Linked DNA regions of Homo sapiens: region 1 is linked to region 2. Evidence: chromatin loops called from intact Hi-C (ENCODE). Cell type or tissue: GM12878. All regions are shown on one strand. Links, peaks and the distances in the headings refer to the core of each region. The heading gives the core; the rest is flanking DNA.

What was found. Hi-C counts contacts between places; a loop is a spot of excess contacts. Peaks named below come from ENCODE experiments on the same cell type or tissue, not always from the same donor. Only the 100,000 strongest peaks of a DNase experiment are listed, where the experiment ranks them.
Region 1: it touches region 2 in a loop (4-fold over the local background); 2 of 110 quality-filtered maps call a loop at or near these places.

The regions. Positions count from the first base shown.
Region 1 is chr2:80,526,110-80,538,029 of GRCh38, reverse strand. The region is part of intron 9 of CTNNA2 (catenin alpha 2); the gene reads right to left. Among named protein-coding and RNA genes, the nearest start is that of LRRTM1, 230 kb to the right of the region's middle. RefSeq lists an enhancer at 7,493-7,622 and a silencer at 8,083-8,132. In GM12878, for the core only: a CTCF peak has its summit at 6,502; DNase peaks (open chromatin) are centred at 7,419 and 8,239; H3K4me3 peaks cover 1,957 bases; H3K27ac peaks cover 3,006 bases.
Region 2 is chr2:80,847,298-80,859,217 of GRCh38, reverse strand. No RefSeq gene overlaps it. Among named protein-coding and RNA genes, the nearest start is that of LRRTM1, 550 kb to the right of the region's middle. In GM12878, for the core only: a CTCF peak has its summit at 6,279 (motif pointing right); no DNase peak of the experiment used is centred there.

The sequences.
Region 1 (11,920 bases), core at 1,737-9,736, 320 kb after region 2:
AGATGACATTTATGCGGCCAACAAACATATGAAAAAAAGCTCATCATCACTGGTCATTAGAGAAATGCAAATTAAAACCACAGTGAGATATCATCTTATGCCAGTTAGAATGGCGATCATTAAAAAGTCAGGAAACAGGGCGGGTGTGGTGGCTCATGCTTGTAATCCCAGCACTTTGGGAGGCCGAGTTGAGTGGATTATCTGAGGTCGGGAGTTCGAGAACAGCCTGACCAACATGGAGAAACCCCACCTCTACTAAAAATACTAAATTAGCCAGGTGTGGTGGCACATGCCTGTAATCCCAGCTACTCAGGAGGCTGAGGCAGGAGAGTTGCTTGAAACCAGCAGGCAGAGGTTGCAGTGAGCTGAGATCATGCCATTGCACTCCAGCCTGGGCAACAAAAGTAAAACCCCGTTTCAAAAAAAAAAAAAAGTCAGGAAACAACAGATGCTTGCGAGGCTGTGGAGAAAAGGAACGCTTTTACACTGTTGGTGGGAGTGTAATTAGTTCAACCATTGTGGAAGACAGTGTGGCTATTCCTCAAGGATCTAGAACCAGAAATATCATTTGACTCAGCAATTCCATTACTGGGTATATACCCAAAGGATTATAAATCATTCTACTATAAAGACACATGCACACATATGTTTAATGCAGCACTATTTACAATAGCAAAGGCATAGTACCAACCAAATGTCCATCAATTATAGACTTGATAAGGAAAATATGGCACATATACACCACAGAATACTATGCAGCCATAAAAAAGAATGGGTTCATGTTCTTTTCAGGGACATGGATGAAGCTGAAAGCCATCATTCTCAGCAAACTAACACAGGAACAGAAAACCAAACACTGCATGTTCTCACTCATAAGTGGGAGTTGAACAATGACAACACATGGACACAGGGAGGGGGAACAACACACACTGGGGCCTGTCAGGGGGTGGGATGCAAGGGGAGGGAAAGCATTAGGACAAATACCTAATGCATGTGGGGCTTAAAACCTAGATGATGGGTTGATGGGTGCAGCAAACCACCATGGCACATGTATACCTATGTAACAAGCCTGCACATTCTGCACACGTATCCCAGAAGTTAAAGTAAAATGTATAGTGACCATTTAAAAAGGCAAGATGTTTTTTAATCACACAAAGAAAACCCCACACAGCTCACAGATCTTGATAAACTACATCGTGGCTGTACAATTCAGTTTTGTGTGGACACCGCCACAGAAAAGCAGCTCTGTCTCAAAAGAGCCACAGTCTTGTTTGAACACTCACAAGAAAAGCCAAAATGCCTGGAAGGCTGAGCTTCAATTAGACATTAAAAACCTCTGCTAATAAAGTATTTAGGCATTTAACTCCAACGTGATATGAAGTACATCAGAAAAATGAGAACATTTTCCCTTTTTCTGGCCTCGGAAATCAAATTACATTTTTTAATATTTGTGATTCTGTTCTGTTTGAAACACCAGCAAATATTCACTGCATTCAACTCCCAAACACTGAATCATTTCATTAATTTTTACAGCTTCAGGTATCATATTGGTGTTTTAAGAACACACTATTGAAATAAAGCAGAATAGCAATTCGAAGGTCCATAAAGCACTTGCTCCTCATGTTAATATTTCATCATCACTGTAAATTTGAGAATAAAATGAATTTATTTAAATAAATTCAAGGGGAATTACTTGAATTTATAGTCAGTCATGTGGCCATATAAAACCACAGAGAGGATGGTGGCACAGATTTCACGCAAAACATTTTTCTCTAAAACTATCATCACAATGAAAAGTGCTGCGGTCTCCATCTGAAGGTTTATTCATTTATCTGTGCTGATGTAATTAGTACACACGAAGATGTTAACATATATGCCTATCTTCTAGAGAACCACAAGGTTCCTACAGAACATGACTCCTATAATACAGATGGAGTTTCACAATTCAATAACAGTGGAAATGATAAACCTCCCTGAAACCTTTGAGAGGCAAGACAGAAGCAGCTGGTAGAAAAACAGGCTCAGCCTTCGATGATCAGCTTCCAGGAAGATGGGCATAGGAATAGGCTAAATGGCCACCATCAAAATTGGACTTGAGGAGAGTCAAGTCTGGCTGCCCAGAAGAATATTGTAGGAGTTGTCTCGCTTTCCTGCTGAGGTATTATGGAATCATTTTAAAATGAGCAGCTACACACTGGCATAAGTTTATCAGCCTGATTAACAGTCACTGCAGTTCTACAGGATAGAGGAAACTTAAACAGCAGGGATAATTTGATCAGGGAAGGATGCTCAGTGGATGTCAGCAGCTGGGGGCTTAAGTACACTGGGGGACAGGAGGAAGTGGAATCACTTTTTCTTGCCTCTGTTTTAAATGACCTCTATAAGGCATCTGGCACTCTTGGTCATTCTATATAGTTTAATTTTAAAAATCATAATTGGTAAGACCTGGCCTTTGCAGTCAAGCAGCCCAGGGTTTATGTTCTGACTCTTATTCTCACCAGCTGGGTGAGACGTGTTGCATCTCTGAGCCTCAATTGTGTCTCAGTTATAAAATATAAATATAAAATATTACAATGTTGCAATAAGAGATTAGTTAACCCAGCACCCAGTAATGACTTGACAAATGTTACCGCCATAAGATGCAATTTATTGAAAGGTCACTATAAAAGTGAAAATATATTTGAATGACATTATCCAATCATTGATCACTCATTCAATAAATATTGAGTGCCTATATATGACAGACATGGAAGATACAAGTAAAATATTACTTATGCCCTAGATGAGCTTATATTTTGGTGGGAAGACAGAATTTAGCAAAGTAATGCATTAAAAGTTTATATTGTGATGAGTTTTACAAAAGAAACAAGGGGAAGACAATGATAAAAACCGAAGGGAGCTCTATGTGATCACTTGCGTAGTTTACCCCTTAGTTTTGTATAAAGTTACAATTCTCAAGTTATAATTCTTTTTGTCACTGCTTATTTCAACCCGTTAGATCCCAAATATTTTATAGATTTTATATACACTTCTAACCAATATTTTTTAATTATTGAATAAGATTCCCTAATGTTGTTGCCTCATTGTTTGGTAAATTAATTCCTTGCTGTCATGCATTTAGGGGAGTCTCCAATGTTTGCTATTACCAAAAACAAAGTAATACACATCTTTAGGCATCTAGTTTTTGCTCCTGTCGGAAGTGAAATTTCTGCATCAGGAAAATTGTTATGGCACTTGTTTACCTGTGACCATAGTCCTTGCTGAAAGGTCCCTGGAATAAGTGAATTGCCAATTTTCCAGTGCTACCAGCATTGCATCCCATATTCCTCAACACTGTTTCTTCTTGACTTCTCCACCAACATATCATCCGAATGTCCTTCTAACTATTCGTTCTATAAACCACAAGTGCAAATCAGGATTGCTCAAGTAGCCACTTCACATTTTCCCAGCTAGACTGAATTCTTGCAGGACAGAATCCCTACTTTACCCCTCCACACATATCTGGGATCACAGTTGCTGAATTCCAATTTTTTGAATTTACTAACTCCCACAAACTCTCTTCATGTTGTATAGAAGACCACTCAATTTGTCATAACTTAGTCATACATAGGAGGGCACTCAGTTCTATGATCTAGAATTAGGAGGAAGTATAACTTTTCTGTATCAGTTAATCAAATAAGTTTATCATCAAATTAGCATACACCAGCTAATATCAAGTGAACCTTATACAACATCCTGCCACATGGTACAACGAAGAAATTTGTTCATGGTCCCACCAGGCATTGTACCCTTGACTACAGTTATACATCTATAAAAACACAAATCTGCATTTTCTAGAGCTCTTCTGGGATGAAGAGCAGCTCTTTTGCCTGTGTTCTTAGGGATACACACACCACTAGCAAATGCTGTTTGCATGCCTCTGCCCAAATTAAAGTGATCAGTCTGCCCTGGTGACTTTAATGTAGGTAATCACCAGCTCACATTCATGAACAAATTGATGTGCCCGCTTCATAGCTGAATCACTCAGCATAAATCTATGCCCTTCATATATAAAAACCTCAGTGGCTTAAAATAATACAATAAAGCATCACCTAATGCCTTCTTGATGCTGGCTCATCAATAATGTGTGGTTATGTGAAAAGGATAGGAGAGGCTTATCATGTCTTACCTTAAACCATGCCGGGAATGTAATGCCCTTTTAATTACTAAAGGCATCAGGGGATTTTGTTTTCTCCATCTTTACATGGAGGAACTAAAACCTTGCAACTCTCCACTATTACTTAGTTTTCAGCATCTCATGTAAGTAAATGAAATCTCAACTTATTTCCAGTGAATACAACATGTTGACCTTCATATATGTGGGCTGCATATTAGCAGGATGAAAACTCCAGGATCCATCTCTGGCAATGCAGGAGGGCTGCACTGAACCATCCGGTGCTTGACATTTAACGGAAGCCAAGGAACGTTTCCAGAATGAAGATCCAGATGAATAAGTAAGTGCAGCTATTCTCTAAAACCTGGTCTCCTACATTTCCAGATGACAAGTGGAAGTGTGGAGTCAAGGCCATATCCACAATGCAGGATGAATCTAACCATCCTAACCAATATTGGATCTGTGACTACAGCCCGCTTCACACAGAATAAGGAAAACAGTCAGGAGTCCCCAGTTTATGTCCCACATTGCCTTCTTTTTTTTGCGGAGGGGATGCCTCCGCCAATTAAACTAGCAATCTTCCAAGGTTCAATTCAAAATCCACGTGTTGCTGAAGGCATCCCATTCACACAACCAGTAGAAATAGATCTCTTCCAAACACCTTCAGGCTTACTGGCTGTGCTACCCATTGCAACTTACCACATACTATTGCCTTATCCATTATTTATTATATGGATGGAGGATACCTACACACGGAATTAGATGTATAAATCAAAGATACACACATAGCTATCATGTATCTTCAACTAAATTTCCACATCTTTGAGGATAATGGTTGTATTTTTATTTTCATCCTTGTGGCTCCCATGGCTCCCCGTTCAAGACCTTGTAAACAGTAGCTATAAACGTAGTTCCAAGGCAGCCTCCCTGTCATGGGTGCTTTCTTACCTCCTGCTCCCATCTGCCCTTACCTCTGGGGTACAGCTCTTTCTTATCGCTGTTGGTTTACCTAGAAAAAGATGCTAATTGATTAATCAAAGTAACTATTCACTAAGGTCATATTTTCTTCTCCTAGGTAATATAACACCTTAATCTAATTAAGATGTTCCTGAGCCCTTTCGAGCTTTAAAAAAAACACACACACAAACCAAACAGTAGTTCCTTCTAATCCATGGGAAATACCTTCCAAGAACCTCAGCAGATACCTGAAACCACAAATAGTACCAAGCCCTATATACATAATGTATTTTCCTGAACATGCATACCTACGATAAAGTTTAATTTGTAACCTGGGAACAGTAAGAGATTGACAATAACTAGTAATAAAATAGAACAATTGTAAAAATATCCCAGCATTATTACTCTTGCACTTTGGAGCCATTATTAAGTAAAATAAGGGTTAATTGAACATAAGCACTGGGATACCTCTACAGCAGATCTAATAACCAAGAAGGATACTAAGTGACGAAGGGGCACATAGCCTCTACAGTGCATATGCTGGACAAAGGAGGATTGACATTCAGGGTGGATGGAGCTAGAGGGTGCAAGATTTCATTATGCTATTCAGAATGGCACTCAATTTAAAATGTATGAGTTATTTCTGAAATTTTCCATTTAATATTTTCAGACCACTGGTAACTGAAACTCCAGAAAGCAAAACTATGGATAAGGGGGGACTACCATATACTGTTGAAATTTCAGGCTCCCCAGGCAGGCTTTTGGGGAAATACATAAGGACAAGGAGTTTTTTCCTTAAACTCTGTCAACCCTATCTAAAAGTTCTTTGGTCTTTTCTTCCTCTGACCACCTGTTTCTATAAATAAAGTCATATTGGAACACATCTTTACCCTTTTATACATATTGCCTATGACTGCTTTTGCATGACAATGGCAGATTTGGGTAGTTGTGACAGAGACCATATGACCCACAAGCCAAGATCTCTTACTATCCCTTTACAGAAGAAGATTGCCAACCCCCAGTTTAGATGAAAACTTGGTGAGATTTAACCATTTAATTTTTTCAGACCTGTCAAATATGCCAAAGCATCGTCATAGCAGGAAATGAGAGAAGTATCAACTTATAGTATTTATGACACAAGTAAAATCAAAGTTAAGTGGATCGAGGAGAAGCACAGGTTCTTAAAGAATAAAAATATGTGCCCCTCCCAGGTCTCCTTAAAGCACAAAGTTCTGGGGCCAGAAAACAAACAAACAAATAAAAAACCAGGAGGAGATAGGCATGGAGCAGAAGACCCAGAAGGACCTCTAGGATATTCTCCACCATCCCAAACATTGACAAAAGAAGTTTGCAGGTGAACAGAGAAGCAATTCTGAGTCAGTACTGCCATCTGGCTTACCTCTCAATGTAGCACCATCAACAACCTCTTCCTGAAACTGGAGGATCACTCTAGAGGCCTCTCTAACCAAGAGGCCAATTGTGCAGCCTTTCATCTGTGGCCGTATCCTTCTTGGATATCCACTTCCTTATCACTTACTGCTCCATTCCTGGCTTTAGCAGTCTGTATGGGTAGCCCAAGACAAAGCCCTAGAGTATATCTAATAGAAGGTACTAGTCCTCATTGGCCCCTTGGTAAACACCTGGTCTGGCCACTGCAATGGTTACTGCCCGAAGGAGAAGTCCTGGGAACCTGTGTCACAACTCCAGAGGGTTCCTAAGTAAATCACAGCAATGGGAATATGGGGTAGGGGAGACAACCTGACTGCTGTCCTTGACCGCACCAGGGAACTGACTAAAGAAATGACCTTTGAACCAACTCATTCCCCTTAACAGCTCCCTCCCTGCCCTCAGAACCTGTAACCCCTGCCTCCTATTACCTGCATTGCCTCATGGACTCTTTCCAAGCTCAACCCCTCAAACCTGTTCACTCCATCTTACCTGAGCTCTAGTGCCACCTCTTCTTTTCTTTCAGATCTTTATTGCATTTTCCCCCATGTTCTCTCATGAAGTTTTAATTCTCTCCTTAGTGTATAAGTTCAAGCTTCTTTGGGTGCAAAGCACAGCTCCCTTTTTCCATGCTTTTCCCCTGGGAGCAATCCCATCCATTCCCAGACCAGGTGGTAGGCCAGATCCCTCAGTCATCAGAGAGGGAAAAAATCAAAGAGTTCTCCATATCTGCTGTCTTAGGCTCATTAAACAGTGCTATCGAAACCATCCAAGTATTGCAGCACCATCTCTGATACTCTCAAATCCTCCTCCCACGTGGTCAGGCTCATCCCAGTTCTGCTTTCTTTATATGACTTCATACTCTGGTTCCTGACACCTGCTTCAAGTTCTCCTCTGCTTAATACCACTTATGAACAACGTTTCCTGGCTATCTAATGTCACTAACCCATCAGGAAGGTCTCCCCACTTTCATCATACCTGCAACTATTAGTTTCTTCCTGTCTGTGTCCTGCAAAACACATACACAGTCTGACAAGGCCTCCTGGTTTTCATTGATAACCAGTGCTCTCACAAGTCTCTCCCGAGCTGGAAGCTCCCTTGTTGAGTGCCCTACAACTCTTCCTTTTATGGGCCACAAACTGCTACTGAGGGCTGCAATTGCAACAGCTCCTTGCTCAGCTCTGAAATCTAATATTTCCATGATGCTCAGAAAGCAGGGCAGAGCAGTGCCGGGGGTGGGCAGGAGGGTTATTTCACGTCACCTGGGGTTATTTCACGCCCTCTCAGAAAGGGCTCTGCCACATGGAGTCCCTTTTTTTCCAAGGTGACCTTCGAGTAACCACTGCTGCCTTGTTGGGCAGCAGATGCATCCCTCACAGTCCAGAGCCATGGTCAGTAGTGGACCACAGATGCATTTGCTTTCACCTTCAGGCTCTCAGGAGACCATGGCTAGCTCTAGATGAAAGGCGCAGCTGCACTTTCAGAAGTGTACACAAACCCCGAGCCAAAGTTATGCTTGTAACCAACACCCGTAGGAGCAGGCCAAGCCCCATGGTGCCCTTCAAATGTGCCTCACCTTAGCAACTCTCTACAAGTGAAATGTTTTACTCTCATCCTCAGTAGGTCATTTTTACCCCCCTCGCTGAATCAGTCTGGGTGAATGGCCAGTCTGACCTTTCAATCTGCTACGTGAAATAAAGCTTAAGTTGGTGTTCTGACTAATAGTACCAGAGAGAAGCAAGCAATGAAATTCTATGTAACTTGCTTCTGTTTAGTTTTGTGCTCTAGAGGCTGGCTGTTTCGTTATTTAACCCCAGGCTGTTGCCTCAAATAGGCTCTGCAATCTTTTGTGGGATCCAAGTTTAGCAAGCATACTCATTGTGTGAACACCAATAATATTTTTCAGGTGCACCTAGAGAAAGGGAGAGAACAAAAGAGGGCTATAAAACTATTTGGAGGTCTTCATCAATGTAAGTGCTTAGTTAAATAAGCAATAATTGCAATTATTGTTTTAGCATTCCCTGAAGACAGAAAATTTAACTTTCAAATGTCTTAATACCTATTATTTCACAACAGATTATGTACACATAGATATACTTTTCCATTGGTATTTAGTTATAAACTATGAGTAACAATCTATGTCTATGGGCCAAATATAGCCAGTGGCTCGTTTTTGTATGGTTTTAAAGCTAAGAATGGTTTTACACTTATAAAGGGCGGTTAAAACACCTACATACAGAAAAATCTGTGAGACTCCATGTGGCCTACAAATCTGAAAATAGTTACTATTCTTACCAATAAAAGTTGGCTGACCCCAAAGTATGATGGTATACCTATAAAAACTACTCTGGTGTTTGTCTGCCTGCCCACCAGGACATGAGTTGCCCCAGATGCTCCAATCCCAGCAATCTTTGCCACTGATCAAGGAAGCCATCTCTGCTCGTATTTCCCAAGTTCCTTTCTGGTTGTGTTCTTCAAAGAGAAGGATCTTTTTATTTCTCATCTCTTAATACTTGTTTATTTATGTTTACATAACCCCTATGTCACCATTCATTATTCCACCAGATACAGCTTTTCCAAAAGTCTAATCTGTCCTCAGGGACTGAAGAGCTACAAAGTTTGAGAATGTTCCAAAGAATATGTTAGAGACTCACGAAGAATCAGTGTAAAAACATGTCAGAGGCAGCAGCCCTCCAATCTGGGCAAAAACTCCCAAAGGGTCTACTTTGAAGAAAAAAGCCCTCTCTGGAATGAGTAATTTATTTTTATTTTTATTTATTTATTTATTTATTTTTTTGGTGGGGGTTGCACCTTCTATGTGGTAGAACCCATGAGATTCATGATCATGCCTGAAGTGTGGAGTTGGGCTCACATTTCAGTGTGAGACAGTTTGGACGGCAGCTTTGGTACCCAGAGCATTGTCCACAGGCCAGTAGCAAGGGCAATACCTGGGGGCTTGTTAGAAATGTATGGCTAAGGGCTGGGCACGGTGGCTCACGCCTGTAATCCCAGCACTTTGGGAGGCTGAGGCAGGCAGATCACGAGATCAGGAGATCAAGACCATCCTGACTAACACGGTGAAACCCCATCCCTACTAAAAATACAAAAAATTAGCCAGGCATGGTGGTGAGTGCCTGTAGTCCCAGCTACTCAGGAGGCTGAGGCAGGAGAATTGCTTGAACCCCAGGAGGCAGAGGTTGCAGTGAGCCAAGATCACGCCACTGTACTCCAGCCTAGGCGACTGAGCGAGACTCCATCTCAAAACAAACGAACAAACAACAACAACAAAAATACAGCTAAGGTTGAGAACCACTGATCTATTCCAAACAAACTCTCATTTCCTTTCTCATGTGCCCCACATCTCCATCCATTTACCAAGAAGAATTGATTCTATAAGAAAATTTTCCCTTGGTCATGCAGCTAATTTGCTGCAAAATGGAGACCAAGTTACAAGCTTCCATATTTCTGTTATTCATAAATTTGGATGCACACTGAAAATGTCTGAGAAATATTAAAGATATTGATGCCTGGGACCCACACTCATAAATTCTGATGTACTCGCCCTTGTGTATGGACAAGACGTGGGCATTTTAAGCCTCTCCAGCTAATCCTAATATGCAGCCCTGGTGGAGAACTGTCTCCCTATTTGAAATTTCATTTAAATTTACTTTAAATTCAGTTAGAGTATTTCCAGGTAAATGAGTGCCTCTTTCTCTTCTAAGGCATTGGTCTGGGTCCATCAGCTTTGCTTTCTCCTTTATAGAGGCCAACCAGGGAGAGGCCTCAGAGATGTCCTCTCTCTCCCAATGACTCCCAACTTTGCCCCATCATAAGAATCACCTGGTGTGCTTGCTAAACCTACATTTCACCAGAAGATTCTGATTCCAGAGCTCTGCAATGGGCCTGACAATTCCTGTTTCTAAAAGACTCCCCAGCTGCCACTTAAGATAAAGCAGATTTCAGGTAAAACTGATCTAACACAAGTCCAGCAGCATCAGCATCACCTGGGAACTTATCAGGCATGCGAATTCTCAGGCCTCACCCCGGATACACAGAAATCAGAAACTATGGGGGTGGGGCCCAGTCATCTGTGTTTTTAGCCCTTCTGGTGGCTCCAAAGCATGCTCAAGTCTGAGACTCACAGGCCTACCACAAACGCTTCACTTTTTGACAAATAGTGCCCTGTTTTCTAAAGTCCAGCCAACAGGAATTCCCCCATACTACACTTGCTTTGCTTTCTTTTTAAAAAATTATCCTCATGTCATCACTTCTTACAACTCTATGAAAGTGAGTTATCTGAGAATTTTTTCTGACACTTTTAATTAGAAAGTCCTAATTACTATCATCTTTCATGAATATTCTGGGTAAGAGTGAGACCTTGTGTTTTGACACAAAAAGCACATTCTCCTGAGCACTCAGGGTGGTGCCATCAACTGTGTCATAGTGCTCAAATTTTTTCCCCTGAAATGCAGACATGTCCATAGACAATTTGTACAATGACCATATTCTACTACCTCCCAAATTTCAAAAAATGTTAGAAGGGTGACAAAAGGATTTTTTTTAAAACTCCATAGTTCTTGCAGGATTCTTAGAGAAGTTTGCATTCAAGGAAATCCTGGATACCTATGCAGTGCTTAAGGTACTTTCAAAAGTTCTAATATTATTTTATTCAATTCTCACAGCACCTGAAATGACGCAAGAGTTGGAATGTGTGAGTTTTAACTGTGCAAACACTTTTTTATAAGCTCTATCTTTTTTTGTTTTATCCTCAGAACACCACACGAAGAAGGTACTGTCATTATCATTCCCATTTTATAGATGAGAAAATTGAGGCACAGAGAGGCCCGGCACAGTGGCTCACGTCTGTAATCCCAGCACTTTGGGAGGCTGATGTGGGCGGATCACCTGAGGTCAGGAGTTTGAGACCAGCCTGGCCAACATGGTGAAACCCCATCTCTACTAAAAATACAAAAATTAGCCAGGCGTGGTGACGCACATCTGTAATCTCAGGACTTTGGGAGGCTGAGGTGGGCGGATCACAAGGTCAGGAGTTCGAGACCAGCCTGGCCAACATGGCGAAACTCCATCTCTACTAAAAATACAAAAATTAGCCAGATGTGGTGATGCACGCCTGTAATCCTAGCTACTCAGGAGGCTGAGGCATGAGAATCCCTTGAACCCGGGAGGCGGAGGTTTCAGTGAGCTGAGATCGCACCACTGCACTCCAGCCTAGGTGACAGAGCCAGACTCTGTCTCAAAAAAAGAAAAGAAAAAGAAAATCGAGGCACAGAGAAGTTCAGTAGATTTACTGAGGTCATACCAGAGTAAGGAGAAAATGCAGGTTTGAACTATAGTGGCCTAACT
Region 2 (11,920 bases), core at 1,361-9,360:
TCTTCCTGTCGTTTGTCTTATATGTAATTGTAGACAAATCTTGCATCAGAACAGCCCTCAGAGTCTACTCAAGTGTATGTTATTCCTAAACTAGTGCTCTGATAAGGACCAAATATTTGCATCTATAGCCCTAACTCTGATGACTAACAGTTTCTTTGTTTATGTCAGCTAGATGTTAACTGGGAGAATGTCACTTGAAAAACATCTGGCTATTTTATCAACTAAACAGTAAAATTACTTTTCTAACTACTTAACAACAAGAAATATTAGATAAAAGTCTGTTATTGGTTAAATTTCAAGTTTTAAGGAAAGTCTAGAATTGCCTGCTGCCTTTTCAACGTAATGAGCATCTGTAGTGAGCATCTCATTCTATGAGTTAAGATGATCAGAGAACATAGAAATTGTAGGGTAAAAATGCATCTAGTTTCTTCTTGCTGAGGCATTTCTCCTACATCTCTTTGGCCTAGGGACCAAGTAGGCCAAAAAAAAAAAAAAAAAAAAAAAAAACACGAAAGACAAAAAACAAAACAAAAACCAGGATGCTTGCATGGAGTGCAGCTTTTTAACCTCCCAGGTTTCATAAGGATTCTCCCAAACGTATCTGTACTCATTTCCTTGCTTTTTCATTGGCGAGATAGAGAACATTGCTGTTTGGTAAATGTAATGAGTATAACTGGGCATGCTTGACTCAGCTAAGCCCTTCTCCTTGAAAGTGAGTCAAACTCAGAAAGGGAATATTTTTGCCTGCTTCTCCAGGGACCAGCTCTTATGTGGGCTTTGGATGATCATGTCTCCTTTGGTATATCTGCCTGCTCCTGGTATTCAAGTAAGTGGCCCATTTGGCTTCCACAGCAAAGTGACTGTTTCTTAGCCTTTCTGAAGAATGATGCTGATATTTAATCTCTTAGCTTTCCTACTCTTCATGTCTCAGCATGTTCAGAACCCAGACAGGGAAGAGAAAAAAGGAACCTAAGTTATTTTTGAACTCCAACAGTGGATGTCCAATGCAAGCCACTAAAAAAGCTAATGTCAAAGATTACTATGAGGGCATAAAGGCCTGTGCCCCAGAGCAAGACAGTGCCATATGCTAAACATAGGGAATAGGTCTTGCCAAGAGCTAAGTCCGCAGATACCATATCTTCCCCCTTTGCTTTTTAGTCTTATCTCCCCACATCTCAGCTGTCAGGAATTTTCTTCGTCACCCTCCATACAATATGAGACCAGTGATGAAAAAGTATTTCAAACAACTTATTTTCTAACCAATTTACCTATCAGCTAATTAACAGATCAACCCTGGAGAGTATCAGGAAACTATTTAAAACCATTGCCAAATATTAGTGCCTAGCTCTAATTATAGATAAGCAGATTATATACATCATTATTTTATTTAGAATTGGCTCTGCTTCCTTTCTATGCCATTGATAATCAAATAGCATTAATCGAAGCTTTAAAATCCAACAGAAATCCTCAAACATGTTCTGCTTTTTAAAGATTCACATTTTTACAAGTCAAATTTCCATTATGATCAACCATTTCTCAATTGTGTATTTTGTTTCTAATGATTTTAATTTGCCCTGTATACATGAATTTTCCAGAATTAGCCCTTTTGCTGAAGATATGTCTTTCTCTATGAACAAGTTCTAGTCATTGAAAATAATATATCAGTTGAATAGCTGGCCATTAAGATATAAAATATCTGCAAACAAGACCTGGGTTACCAACAAACCCTATCAAATCCAAGAAATTATGATAAAAGTAATAACTCCTCCTATGATAATAATTAATAAAATATTTGTATTATACTGTTTATGAGTCAGGCTTGTTGTAACTGAAGTATATGAATTAGTGAAAGATTTATGCAGAATCCAAATAACGCTTACATTTTAATAAATTGCTGTTTAGGAAGTCCAAAAATTAATTACTTGACATGCTGTGTTCTTGGATAAAAATATTCAACACTCCAACTATGTGAATTATTTCTAAATTGTTCTAAAAATTTATGTAATCCAAACAAAAATACTAATTTTTTTTAATAACTGGAAAGTGATCCTAAAGTTTATATGAAAATAAGGCAACATAATTTAGAAATTTAACATAATAAAATATAATCAGAGCTAAGATAATTAGGACAATATAGTACCGGTGCATAAACAGACAAACTAGAAAACCTAGAAATAACGTCCCCAAATATATTGGATTTTAGTAGAGATAATATGGATAATTTATTATCATATTGAGAAAATTTGGCAACCATCTGTTAAAAGAAATAGATTTTTTTTCTTTTTAATTTTTTTAAGAGGGAATCTTGCTCTGTTGCCCAGGCTGGAGGGCAGTGGCATGATCTCAGCTCACTAAAACCTCTGCTTAATAGGTTAAAGCAATTCTCATGGCTCAGCCTCCATAGTAGCTGGGATTACAGGCACACCCATCATTCCTGACTAATTTTTGTATTTTTATTAGAGATTGGGTTTCACCATATTGGCCAGACTGGTCTTGAACTCCTGGCCTCAAGTGATCCGCACCCTTGGCCTCTCAAAGTGCTGGGATTACAGGCATGACTCACCATGCCCTGTCCCAAAAAATAGATTATTACCTCACATCTAAAACCAAAAAAGTTCTAGGTAAGTCTTTGTATTTAATGAATAAAAATAATAATAATAACCTAAAACAACATAAAAGGAGATAAAGAATATGTCTATATAGCTTATACCAGATAATAAATTAAATTAAATTAAATAAATTAAATAAATAAATTAAATAAATTAAATAAATTAATTAAATAAATTAAATTAAATAAATTAAATAAATTAAATTAAATAAAATATTTAATCTCATAATAAAATTAATTTTTTAAAATAAGATGTTTTAAATGTATAACATTGACTTGGTCCAACCTAAGGGAAAACAATTCAGCACTCTATCAATATTAAAAATGTGCATAGATTTTGAGCTACACTTCCTTGTCTTATGTTATCTGGTACAGATAGCATATATATGTAACAAATTACATTTGAATCAGATTATTCATTGTAACCATTTCTATAATATCAAAAAACTTGACACAGGTTAGAAGTTGGGCTCTGAGATATTTACATGATGTGACTAAGTTTTATAAAAATGGTTTATCAAAGACTAAATTAAATGCCTTGTATTGTTGAGAATTAGTAAGTGAATAATTTGCTTTAATATCTTAAACTTTTACCTGGGTACTGAAGCATAATGTTTCTTGAAATCATGTGATAATTAAGATACTCAGAACTTCTTGACTTTTCTCTAACTGGTTATTACCTCACAGACTGCTCTCTTGCAAGAAGAGTTGTCAGTAACTATCCCCATCAACTAAAGAAAGTTAATTTCTTTTTAAATATGTGTTCTAGAAAGGCGAATGCACTTACTCATTTATATGTCGGGTATACTTTACCATTTCCCAAAATGTGTTCCACAGAACTTTAGTCCCACAGGACCAAGCAAAGTCCTACAGGACTGAGCAAAGAGGGCTACAGGATAAAATAAAATGTGAGATCTATTACATAAACTTACTCTTGAAGTTTAGTTGGACACATTTGCACATTAAAGGCACTGAGGAGTTCTGCAGCAAGGAAACTAGCACAGTTGTGTTTAATTTTATCTTTTCTAAAGTTACCTGGCAATAAAACCTCTTTTTCTTGATAACAATAAATTTTAACAATCTGTGTAACATACTCATTGGAAAACCTGTTTAGTCTGCCAGATTTGTTTTCAGCATCCCAGGGGGATAATAAATGAGATAAAGAATGAGTGGATGCTGAAGCCTTGGTGTTTAGGACATCCAGAGCAGGAAAGGTGAAGCACATGGGGCAGGATCCAGGAGTCAGGGTCCTTGGGATGGGAGTGCAGTGGGGAAAGGAGGACCCAGAGGATAAAAAAGACATCACCAAACCATGAGATATTCAAAGAAGAAAGAAAGAGTGCAAAGAAAAAAAAAAAAAGAAAAAAAAAATTCTAAGGCCACATTTTATCTACTTAGCTAGATTAATAGTGTAAAATTACTAGAGGCAACAATCACACAGGAATAATAGGTAAAATCCTTGAGGGTAGTCAAAGGGTCTCCAAATTGCTTTGTAAGAGGATCTTCTAACTCACCCACAGCACTGTGAGGTTCTAAACAAGTGCTGACCTTGTACTTGACATTGCACTCATATGGCCATGGCTCCAGTAGTAGCTGGAGTGCTGCATTCTTTTTAACTACTGATTAAGAATCATGGAATTTAAGACTGTGAAGATCTGGAATGGGCAGTAAAGTACATCGTATTTAATGCCTCATTTCTGAGTGAGGAAACCAAAAAGGGAAAATAAAGAAGTGTTTGGCTAAAGGCATTCCATGTGTTTAATGTTGGATCCATGACTGGTTAAGAATTTAAAGTTTGAAATCAGAAGAGCATAGATTTAAATGTAGGGTGTGTTAAACATGTAACACAGGCAAGTTATTATTCACTCAGCTCTAGGACTTTTTTCCTCAAAATGTTTCAAAAGTAATGAATGAGATAAAATGGGTAAAATGGATAGTACATTGTTGCCAGATAGTGAATAATAAATGGCAGCTTGTCATAGTAGTGATTATTGTAACAGTAACATCACAGAAGAAAAGAATCAAACAAATTGCAAGTTCAACTTGAAGAGCCAAGAGGTTCTTCATTTTGTCTCTTTGTTTCATTTATTTGAGTCACTATCTGTATTAGTCAGAGTTCTCCAGAAAACAGAACCAATAGGATGTATGTGTATGAATATAAATACAAATCTTTTTATAAATGTATATTTTGTATATATTTTATACATTTTATATATATATATATAGAGAGAGAGAGAGAGATTGAGAGAGAGATTTGTTATAAGAGAGTCGTTCACATGATTGTGGATGCTAACAAGTCCCAAGACCTACAGAATGAGTCTGCAATTTGGAGACAGAAGAGTCAGTGGTGAAGTTCCATTCTGAGTCCAAAGACCTGAGAAGGAGAATGGATGGTGTAGTCCTTATCTAGAAGACTGGCAGGTTCAAGACCCAAGGAGAGCCAGTGTTTCAGTTCAAGTCCAAAGACAGGAAAAAGCCAATAGCTCAGTTTGAAAGCATTCAGGAGAATTCTCTTACTCAGAAGAAAGTCAGTCCCATTTCTTCTTTTTCTATTCAGGCCTCCAACTGATTTAACAAAGCCCACCCACATTAGGGAGAGCAATTTGCTTTACTAAGTCTGCCAAATTAAAAGTTAATTCCATCCAAAAACACCCTCACAGAAGCATCCGGAGCAATATTTGGCTAAATATTGTTCACACTGTGGCCCAGTCAAGTCGACACATAAAATTATCTATCACACTATCTCTCAACTTATAATGAGAAATCATAACAAGTTTCCTATGATTCACATAGAATCATGAAAGCTGCTTCATTCTTATCATTTTTTTCATTCACTTACCTATCCATCTATCCATTCACATATCAGTTAATAAGATTTACTAATCATCTCTTACTTTTAGGCACTTTTTTGGCCCCTCGATTTATTGTCTCAAAAACAAACAGGAAGAAATAAAATGGGCTTTTCAAGGATCTGTCAGTGACTTCAGGAACCAAAAGGAAAAATTATTTGAGAGAATTTCTTATGTTTGCCATAGGTACAGAAAATAATCATTGGGTTTGATGAAAGCCTAAAAAGTCATTTCTTCTCTAATTCTCTCTCTAAGGCAGCTTGTAGCACAAGGCAATGAAATGCAATATAACACTATGCATAACAACAAATCTACTGTGCAGAATGCCTCTGAAATGAACCTGGACTTCCATATCACAGACATTTTCAGGGTGTTAATACAACATATGCTCTGCTAGGTATTTTCCCTTAAACATTTATACTGTGCCTCATAGTTAATAAATGGAATTTTAATGTTGCAGAACTTTCTGTAAATTATGCAAATCTTAATCTTTTGTGCATATGGATGGGTACTTCTTGAGTTCACCTTGAATCTCAAACCCTATGAATAATAGTATTTTATTTTGGAAAATGAATGAGAGTGTACAAACCTAGCGTTAATGATATAAAAAAAAAACTATGCCTTAATTAGAATCAGATCATTTTTACATCCTGACACATGTCTGCGTGAAGTCCTGGTCAGCTGAACTGTGGGAAAAGAGGATGCTCTGGAATTGATCCCTGTGATTCAATTATAATTGGCAATTGCCCTTGTCATCTGTTATCTGGAACTCTGCAACCACCTCTGCTGTGACAGCTGGCTTCTTGTAAGGCTCTACCAAGAGGGGGAGGTAGAGGGAGGCTCAAGGCTGGCAGAAGGAGGGACTGACTCCTCCCGGTTTGGTTTTTTGCTTTCTGCCCTTGTCAGTTGTGCTGAGCAATGTTTCTTTATTCCAATAGCAGCAGTTCCTTCCCTAGCAGCATATTAATTCAGTTTGCAGGTTTTTCCAGCACTTGCAGTACCAGCTATTTGTGCTCACTGAGAGAAACCAGCACCAGGAGGCCAGTAACTCCTCCTCAGAGATCTGCACCCCAGCCCAATGAGGCCCCTCCTCCAAGGTCCCCTCTTCAAAACACAGACACCATCCAGAACAGTATTTGGCTAAATATTTGGGTATACTGTGGCCCAGCCAAGTCGACACATAAAATTATCTATCACACTATCTCTCAACTTATAATGAGAAATCATAACACGTTTCCTACGATTCACACAGAATCATGAAAGCTGCTTCATTCTTACCATTTTTTTTCATTCACTTACCTATCCATCTATCCATTCTTGGCTACTGCTGAGTAGCCAAGTAGTGTCTTCCCTTTGGAGTTCTGCACCCCATCCCCAAGAGGCCCCCTCCTCCAAGATCAGAGACACCAGCCCCAACTGAGAAGCAGCCCCTCCTCAGTGGTCTGAGTTTAGCTTCCTCGAAGAGTTTACATTTTAATAATTCTCATATCTTCTCTTTGTTACCTTACTCCTAGTGGTGGAAGCTGTTTCCTGCAACTGCTTCCTCATTGATACCTTGATGTCCTCTTACTGCCTTTTCAGGTTCTTAGTTAATATTGTACCTAGTTAAAAATCCTTTATATTAAGGCCTCTCAGTTAAAATTAATTACTTGTGTGGTTTCTTTCTCCTGACTGGATCCTGACTTAAAGTTTTACTCATCTGGCAGAAATAAAAAAGATGTTTTTTCTTGCTCTACTCACCTTTCCACTCACATACAGATGCCCAATCCTCTCATGCTTTTCTCATCCTGCCTCCTGTCTTTATGTGCTTTCAACTGGATGTTGGATTGGAGACTACAAAAGCAATTCATTTGCGAGCCAGAAGGACCTGCTAATAATATAAATATCATGCTAACCCTTTCAGTATTATATGTAATCTAAAATGGGAAAAGCCTTTATTGGAAGAAATATATTTTAACAATTGAATCTGAGTATAAATAATAGGTATATGATCAAGTGGAGCGAATGTTTTAGATAAGAGTTAGAAGAAAGAGTCTTCTTGCGATTTGAAGTCAGATACAGTTCTGAATGTAGCAAGTATTTAATATACACTATGCAAAAGCATAGGACAATTTATCTCCTTATTTACCACAATAAATGGTCTAAGCTCCAAGACATGAGAATTGCTAGGAGAGCAGATTTCTGGACTCAAACCTTTAGAGATTAATACAGTGGTTCTTGCAATCTGCAGATTTAATTAATATTCCAAATGATTCTAATTTAGGTCGTTCATGAATTACAGGATCATAATTATGAAATGAAGACAGAAGAGGGGGACAGACTTTGAAATCAGGAATGGGTTGGGATAAAAATGTTCTTCAGATGTATATTTCTGATCTGAGAGTTTTGCCTAAGTATTCAATGATAATTGTGCCTGTATCAATTTCTCTTCAAATTTCTAATAGCTTTAAGATATATAAATATAAATATGTATACACGAATGTGTGTATATATCTGTTGGTGCATAAAGCGTTATGTCTATTGATTGTCAGAACAGTCTCAAGTATTTTAATGAGTCCTTTCCTATTAATAACATCTCAATGAATCTGTTAATTCTACCAAACCAGTGAATCACTGAGATGGTGATACAAACGTATATTTGTTTATTAACATTATTTTCAACATTTTAACATTGACATCTCAATAATATTGAAAACTGAGGGAATTTTACCATGAACATTTAAATATGTATCACCCAGACTCCACTATTAACAGTTTACTCTCTTTGTTTCATCAGCTTTTTCCTGCCTCAGCTGAGTAGCTGAAACCACAGATGTGCACCTCTATGCCTGGCTAAATTTTTTATTTTTATTTTTGTAGAGATGGGGTCTTGCTATGTTTCACAGACTTATCTCAAACTCCTGGCCTCAAGCAATCCTCCCACCTCAACTTCCCAAAGTCCTGGGATTATAAGCATGAGCCACTACAGCTGGCATAAAGTTCTGAATGTAACAAGCATTTAATATATACTTATCCTGGATAATGATCAAGGGCTAGAATATAAAATCGTTGTGTTGTCTTCTTATTGTGAGTGGGGAGTATCACCTCACTCCTCATACAGCATGCATTCATCTAAAATCTACCCTGAGTTTTCTCCCAAACTTTTAAAGAAATCACTGAATAGGGACTTCTTAACAACCAGCTTGCAAATCTGGCATTAAACAACCTAATTTCCTGCCTTGAATCTCATCCACCACACAAATATTGAATAAATCCAGTTGGAGGAGAAAAAAAGACTCATGGCTTCTTATCTGGATATAGAATATTACCAATTGCGCATGTGCCAAGAAAAATGAAAATCTTTGTCCCAAAGATTGTCAGTTAAGGTCGAAAAGCTAGTGACTTCAGGTCATACACATTTTATTTTCTCCTCTTGAGATACAGTGTTCTATTTATTATATTGTCAAGAAAGATGATAGAACTTAAAGAATCCAGGAGCTCCTGTAATATAAGAGAATGATCTTATAGTCTAGGGGTTGGCACTAGCCTATACACTAGACTGTACTAGGTGGTGTACAGCTATAGAACAAGGTAAACAAGGAGGGGCCGGGGCCAAGCTGAACAATGAGTGTAATGGCTGGGGTGGTAAGCAAGCAAAGGAACAAGATGAAGGACAATTCATGTGCAGAAAAATGTGTGTGGCTGCAAGTTATGGGATGAAGTTGATATCAGAATCCAGAGTACCTAACCATACTTGAAGGTATAGGAAAGTCTAGTGCCAAATAGGCTGGTCAAAATAGGTAACAAGGAGTTTTAGCTTGGCAGGACCACAGGAAGTTTCAGAGCCTGACAGTAAAAATGTTGAGGATGACCATTTCAAAATTTAGTCCTACCAAAAAGAAATAGGTAGAAATTAAGGAACAATAACAACAACAACAAAACAAGTCTAAAACCAGAATACTATAAGCATAATACCAGTGCTAGGACTATAAACAAGTATCATACAAATATGGTCTTAATTGATTACCACAAGAAACTTGTAAGATTGGTATTCTCATAGTACCCATTTTGCAAATTAGGAAATGGTGATTTACTTCAGTAATGTGCCCACAATTAAACTTGGTGGCACAGCATAAATTTGCCTAGATCTGCTCGATACTAAAGACCACATGTTTAACCACTGTGCTATAGTGCTCATTCCCAAAAGCATGACTGGGGTATGACTATGTAATTACCAGGACAACTTCCAGCTACCCTCTGCTATTCATGAAGGTTGTCTTTTCAGGTGTGGGCAGTGGAATATTATACAGCAGCAAATAGAGTTGCTGCTGATTTTCCAATTGCTGTCTGTGGCAAGTGTTTCTAGAAGAGCCCACCGAATCCTAATATTGGGGAAGGCCCAGCAACGTCTACAGAAGCACAGTCAGAATTAACGAGGTTGTATTTAGAAAATAAGCCCTCTTTTAATTCTGAAAATTGAAAATAGAGAACTTCCAAATAATGAAAGATAACTGGCAAGACATAAGATCATGCACTTATTCTATTGATCTAGCATCTCGAGTTTGACAGAAAGTTGTTTCCAGACATTTACATAATGGAACATTACCAGAAAATAATAGCAAATCCTTATAAAAGTAGTTTTGAAGTGAGCAAAATGGTACAACCTGGTATTACAAGATAACTAGGTCTAAGTTTCTGACATTGATTTTCTGAAGGAGAGAGCCACTTGAAAACACTTTCAGTGTGTTTTGTGTGGAAGTTTTAGAAGAGAAATTTACAGTCATCCCCCCAGAAAAAAAAAAATATCTTAGGCTTTTAGTCAGAAACGTCATTGTTAGCAGGCTTGATGCAACTTGACCAGCCTGACATGTGCAGTAGCTTATGGTATCTCCACACAGAGTTTGTAATCCCACAGAGGAATCCACAGAGTCCCTTAATCCATGATCCTAGACCTGCCACCAAGGAACATGTATTGCTCCACGTTGCTCCGACTCTGGAGCCACATTTTAACATGTTCTTCAGACGACTGGAGGGAGCAAATAAAGACTGAAAACTCTTTGGCCTAATAATCTGATATTAGTGTTTTTTTAAAAATTGTGTTTTTGTTTTTAGATACAGGGTCTCATTCTGTTGCCTAGGCTGGAGTGCAGTGGCATGATCACATTTCTGACATATGAATGAAAATAGAAAGTCTAAGATTCTTCCAATGAAGCATTCCTCAAAGTAGTAGGGAGCTGATGTATAACCTAAGACTTTTGGGAAGAAGCATGAAACAGCCACTAAAATTGTGCAATTTTTATGTACTCTGATGTTTTGTTTCAAGATATATATGCTGTTTTAATATTCTACTCCATCATGTATCTGAATTTGTTTATTCTATAGTATTTTATTTGTTTTTTTCATTTTAAAGTCAATATTTTAGAATATTTAACATTTTAGAAAATAAATTATGTGTGTCCTTTGGATTGACATATTACTTATTATAGTCCCCCAGGAGTATATGTACCTGAGTGTGGAGCAAGAATTAAGGTTCTCTTCTTGGTTGTTGAAAATAGGACAGAAATTTGAGTTTGCTCCTTTGTTCAGCTAGGGTTCAGTAATCCCCACAAAATCTATGGCCATAAATGGAATTCTTTACCCTAACCAGTTGATATGCAAACATGTTGACTCAATCACTAGGGAAGGAAAGTGAACAAACGTGGATAGATAACGCAAATCCTGTTCTACCAGAAAAAAGAAACTTCATTTCACATAATCCTCTTCAGAACAGAGTAGACATCTTTCACGATTTTATACACTTAATTTGTAAAAAAGTACCTTGTTCATAGCTGATAGCAGTTGATCACTGATTGCTGGTGATTGATTATTGGTAATGGATCAGCAGCATTACTCTCTGTGATGGTTAATACTGAGTGTCAACTTGATTGGATTGAAGGATGCAAAGTATTTATCGTGGGTGTGTCTGTGACAGTGTTGCCAAAGAGATGAACATTTTAGTCAGTAGTCTCGGAAAGGCAGGCCCACTCTTAATCTAAGTGGTCACCATCTAATCAGCCCCATTGTGACTAGAATATAGAGCAGGCAGAAAAATGTGAAAAGACGAGATTGGCCTAGCCCCAGCCTATGTCTTTCTCCTGTGCTGGATGCTTCCTGCCCTCAAACATTGGACTCCAAGTTCTTCAGTTTTGGGACTCGAACTGGCTCTCCTTGCTCCTCAGCTTGCAGGAGGCCTATTAATAAACATATATATATATATATATATATATATATATATATATATAGGAATATATATATTCCTATTAGTTCTGTCCCACTAGAGAACCCTGACTAATACACTCTCTCATTTACCATTTAAAAAAAATTTAATATTTCACCTTGCTTCCTTCTGTTCTGCTAGATTTATATCACCCATTTAAATAATTCTTATCTTTCAAGGATCAATTCAAGTCCCACATTTTCAAGGAAACATCTAAGTGAGAGTTCC